Linked DNA regions of Homo sapiens: region 2 is linked to region 1. Evidence: read pairs that join two places in POLR2A ChIA-PET (ENCODE). Cell type or tissue: CD4-positive, alpha-beta T cell. All regions are shown on one strand.

Region 1 (2,500 bases):
GAAAAATAATAGAAAATCCATTGTCATTCATTTACCACCTGATTTGTTAGATGCCAGATAATCAAATTTCACACATTTCAATAAAAAGGCAAAACTAAGCATGTCAATCATAGGAAGAAAAATACTTAACTAATTTTATTTAAAGCACTCACAAACTCTTAAGTGGTACAAGACAAGCCAACGCTGTTTATCGAACAATATTTTTTTTTACGACTAAACATCTCAATTCTAGACTCAGGCACTAATTATTAAAGTCATCTAGTTATATACACCAATTCTCAACAGACACAGTTTTTTTTGGAAAGGCATATTAAACAGACTAAGATGTGTACTACCCATTAGCCAAAGATAATTTTATTGATTTTTCTAATGAGTCTTCAAATGTTACATTCTAACATCTTAGCAAATTATTTCCAAATACTGCTGGAATTACATGTAACTATCAGGAAACAAAAGGGCTTCTCAACAACTTGTGCGTTCTACATTATCTGGCCAGTTTCCGGACAATTATAATACAATTGTGCTCCAAAGCAGGAGAGTTCCATGAATCAATTGCCCCTAAAATATATTTCTGTATATTTAAGGAGTTCTAAGCATTGGGTTAAATTCCAAACAGACTCTGAATACAAGCATTTATTTAGTAAGAGAGGTTAGAATAAATCAATCCTAAATTAGGCACAGCTACCCTCCCCCCATTGATCAAAAAGATAGGAAATTACATTTATTTAAAAAGTTAATGTTCCTAATATATTCAAATCTAACTAAGCCCCAAAACGGTCTGAGATCAAATCCTCCATAAAAGAGGAAATTCTCTAGACTTCTAAGTGGGTGCCCAAAGAGTTCACTCAAGTGTCCAGGTATGAATTACGATTCACCAGAGTAACCGGCCTTGCACTTAGGGAAAACTTCCATCGCCCAAGACCAGAGTGGGTCGATCCCATCAACAGTCACACAATCTCATCTCATGCTCCACTAATGAATGTTCTGCCTAAAGTCAGAGCAATGCCTTGGCTGGAGTTTTGTTTTGGTTTTTTCAATATTAACATGTGGGGGTCACAGAAAGGAACAGAGGCTACAAGAGCTCTCACGTGGCGGCTGAAAGACTGGGGAACCGAGAAAGTGAATGAGTAACAGGGAGGGTCCTGGACTCTCAGGATCTCCCAACTCGGGGTCAGGGGGAGGCGGTAAGTGGAATGCCCCCCCCACCACCCCCGCCTCTTTCTCACCTCCTGGTCCCGACCCTAGGTCAGTGCCACCGCCGGGAGCCCCGGGGCTCGGCTTCAGCCCCGGGCTGAACAAGCAGGGAGGGGAGAGGCACTTAGGCCTCGCCTCCCCGCGGCCTTCCTCCCCTAGCCGGGGAGGAGGAGACCCAGGAAGCCGCGCCCGGCTCCGGTGGGTGGAGGGCCTAGGCCGCGCCTCCCAGCCCCGCGGCCCTAGGCCTCGGCCCGCCCGAGGCGGAGCCCGGGAGGTCGGGGCGGGGTCCCGGGCCGGTCACCCACCTGGGTTGCCAGTCATTCCAGCTCCGCGAATAGTTGGTGCCGCCGCTGCTCAGCCGAGACCCCGGGGCTCTGCGGCTCATTACCTTCCCCGACACGACATGGCCAAGCGCCGCCGCCCGAACCGGCCGCCGCCGACACCCCGCTCCGGCCCGGGGCTGAGGAGGAAGCCGAGAAGGAGGAGGAGGAGGCGGCGGCGGAGGGCGGGGGAAGAGGACGGCCGTTCCGGGTTCCGCCTGAGCCCGCAGGGCAGGACGAGGGAGCGGCGCGGTGAGAGAGGCGGATGAAGGCGAGGCGACGTCTCTTCCAGGGCCGTGCGCGGCCCACGACGCTGGGGCCCCGGAGGACGAGGAGGACGAGGAGCAGGCGGTGGCGGCAGCTCCTCACGCTCACACGGCCACTGCTTCCCCGCCTCCCGGCTCCGCCCGCCGCGCCGCCGCTGTCGTACGGCAAGCTGGGAGCGAGAGGCGGGGTCGGCCCCGCCGGGCCTGGGGAGAGAGGCGGGTCCTGTCGGCGGGGCGGGGCCGATAGCAGGCAGCCCCGCCCCCCACGGCCCCAGGCTCTTGGACGGCGAAGCTGGGCATGGTGGTGGGCAACTGTAATCCCAGCTACTCAGGAGGCTGAGGCAGGAGAATTGCTTGAACCTGGGAGGCAGAGGTTGCAGTGAGCTGAGATCACGCCATTGCACTCTAGCCCAGGCAACAGAAGTGAAACTCTGCCTAAAAAAAAAAGAAAAGAAAAGAAAGAAAGAAAGGTGGCCCCGTTAATGTTTATGCCAAGACAGCCGGCATGACCTGGAAGTGTCCCAAGCCACAGGGCATCTTGTTTCCGGGGAGGATGAATGAATCAAATCGCACCTATTTTGAGGCAAGCAAGGACTCTGTGACTTCAGGAGCCCTGGTGGGTGGACAGAAGCTCCCTGCTCCCCCAGCCTGTCTACCCAGCAGCGCTTTGGCCAGTCCCATTCCTGTACTTCTGAGCCTGCCTGTCAGTCCCTCCTCACA
Region 2 (2,500 bases), 270 kb before region 1:
ACGCAGGGGTGCCTCAACCACACTCCGTCCACGGACTCTCCGTTATTTTAGGAGGTGAGTGTAGTGCCAGTATCTACTCTCCTTCTTAAAAAAAACCAGGGCTCCAGAGAATCAGAACAGCCACCATCACCGCAGGGAGTCAAGGGAGGAGGGAGATTAGAGAAGGAGCCAGGGAGGGTGGCAGGGAGGCCACGTGATCCGAGTCCCCTCACCCCTTTCCTTCCCACAGGTCCCTGGCCAAAGATTTATTTCTCTTGACAACCAAGGGCCTCCGTCTGGATTTCCAAGGAAGAATTTCCTCTGAAGCACCGGTGAGTGGGCAGGGGCTCCCTCCCCATCAATAGGGCCGACCCAAGTCTTCCTCCCCCTTCCCCCATGCCGGGCCCCACGATAGTGTGAATGTCAGGGGCTTCAGGTTTCCCTAAATATAGGTCCCTGCCAGAGGATCCGTGGCGGGAAAAGGGCAGGGGTCATTAGAGAAGATCGGGGACACATGTGGGGCGGGCAGGAGCTGCCTTATAACCAGCCCGGGAACCCCTAGCTCACTCGCTGCTGACCAGGCTCTGCCGGCTCCTTCGGCCTCGCCGCAGGTGGGCCCCTTGCAGGACCGGGCCGGGGTGGGGATGGGGTTGGGGTTGGGCCAACAGGGTCCAGATGGGGTCCAGGTGAGGAGGGGAGATTTGGACGATAGGAGCAGGGGGCTCAGCATCTGGGAGGCAGATCAGTTCGGGGACGGATTTTCTTTTGGAGAAGGAAGTCAGGCTCAAGGAAGACGTTTGGCAGGAACTGTGACCCCGCATGCCAGAGGCCGAGCAGCGGCCGGTGCATAGCCGCGCATTCTGGTTTTCTGTGGCGCAGAGGACTACCAGCCTGGCTGCGGCGGCCCGGCGGAGAGCGCGCACGCATGCGCGACCCAGCCCGGCCTGCCAGCCTGGAACTCGGATGGGGAGGTCTCGCCTCCGCGCGCCGCTAGTTCCGCCGCCTTCTCGCGCTCCCTGCGTGTCCTCTCGATGCCCTTTCCTCCGCCTCCCTTACGCCTGGGCCAGTGACAGGGTGTCGGCTCCGCGCCGATTCAGCCCGCGGGCGAGGCAGGCTAACGCACGACTGCGCGATGTGGCCCCTATGGTGACACGCGCTGCAGCCGCGAAGACCGGAAGCTGGGGCGGCCCCGGGCCGCGCGCGCTGGGCCTGGGAGGCGAAACTCAGCTTCCTTCGTTTCCGACTTTTCCATCCGCGTCCTCCACTTCCCCGTTCCGCCCTCCCCCATTGCCAACATTCTGGCTGAGTCACGGCGCCCCAGAGCGCGCCAGGCTGGGGGAAAGGAGCAGAAGGGAGGGCCCTAGCGACCCGCGGGATGTGGTCCGAGTCACGTCCGAGGGGGGTGGGGAGGGATCGTGTTCTCGGCGCCCGCCCCTTCCTAGCGCGGCCTCTGGGCTGCGCCTCTCGGGGGCGGCCCGTAGCCCAGTCCGTCGCCTGCCATTGGACGCCGCCCGCTCCTCGTAAAGGAAAAAGCTCGGCGGAGGGCGGAGTGGTGCCTTTAAAAGGCCGGGCGCCGCCTTCCGCCTGCCCGCCTCCTGCGCCGCCCCTTCCGAGGCTAAATCGGCTGCGTTCCTCTCGGAACGCGCCGCAGAAGGGGTCCTGGTGACGAGTCCCGCGTTCTCTCCTTGAATCCACTCGCCAGCCCGCCGCCCTCTGCCGCCGCACCCTGCACACCCGCCCCTCTCCTGTGCCAGGTGAGCGCCCCTCTTCACGTGCGGGGACCAGGGACCGTGGAGAGGGATCTTGGGGGCAGTGGCGGGTTGGGCGTCCGCGTGGAGGCCTCCCCCATCCCATGCCAGCGTCTCCCCACTACCAGGCACACACAGGCTCCCCGGCCCCTCCAGCCTGAGGTCCTCTAACTGCGCAATGCAGCGGCTGCGCGCGCTGAGTCATGGCGGGGGAGGAAGCCGGACGAGATGAAGGACCATTCTCCCCCTTTTCTTGCAGGGACCCCTGTGGCAAAGGATTAGGGCCCCTTAGCCCTGGCGGGGATCCTAAGAGGCAGTGAGGGGTGGGGGCCGGCCCATGTACAGCCCCAGGGTTCTCGCAAGTGGGAGCTTGGTTTCTGTCCTGGGAAACGGGGCGCCCTTCGCGAGGAGGGAAACCCCTCCGCGGTGCTTGATGCCCCCTTAACACTTTCCCTGTCTCTCCTTATCGGGCGACCTTGATTCTGAGCCCGGAACAGCTGCAGCCATGCGAAGCGACGGGAGCATTTTTCAGGGGAAGGCGCTTGCTCCTCCACGTTCTTGCCCCGTAGGAACAGTGACGATGGCAAAGCTTACCGCTTTCCTCGCCTCGGGCTAGGGCTTGTTCCGCCGCCCTTTCCTGGGCTTCTCCTTGCTCTCTTATATTTTTCCTAATGCCCCTTTCCTACCACCCGCCCCCTCCCTTGTGGGGAAAAGCCTGACCTTGGGATGTCCTTGAAGCCTTGGAGCCCGGGCCAGCCCTGGGATCTTGAGGG

The links. Peaks named below come from ENCODE experiments on the same cell type or tissue, not always from the same donor. Only the 100,000 strongest peaks of a DNase experiment are listed, where the experiment ranks them.
Region 2: POLR2A ChIA-PET joins it to region 1 with 12 read pairs; 6 of 35 experiments call an interaction of 5 or more read pairs at or near these places.

What each region holds. Positions count from the first base shown.
Region 1 is chr16:30,333,476-30,335,975 of GRCh38, forward strand. It overlaps the pseudogene SMG1P5. Among named protein-coding and RNA genes, the nearest start is that of CD2BP2, 21 kb to the right of the region's middle. RefSeq lists a silencer at 1,307-2,126 and an enhancer at 2,357-2,456. In CD4-positive, alpha-beta T cell, no CTCF peak of the experiment used is centred here; DNase peaks (open chromatin) are centred at 1,333, 1,856 and 2,366; H3K4me3 peaks cover 2,004 bases; H3K27ac peaks cover 682 bases.
Region 2 is chr16:30,064,195-30,066,694 of GRCh38, forward strand. It overlaps ALDOA (aldolase, fructose-bisphosphate A), which reads left to right and starts at 1,566. Exons shown (of 10, transcript NM_001243177.4): 1 at 1,566-1,733. It overlaps LOC112694756 (uncharaterized LOC112694756), which reads left to right. Exons shown (of 14, transcript NM_001365304.2): 5 at 1-54; 6 at 230-311. RefSeq lists an enhancer at 617-1,397 and silencers at 1,394-1,663, 1,704-1,883. In CD4-positive, alpha-beta T cell, no CTCF peak of the experiment used is centred here; DNase peaks (open chromatin) are centred at 1,007 and 1,457; H3K4me3 peaks cover 2,500 bases; H3K27ac peaks cover 2,500 bases.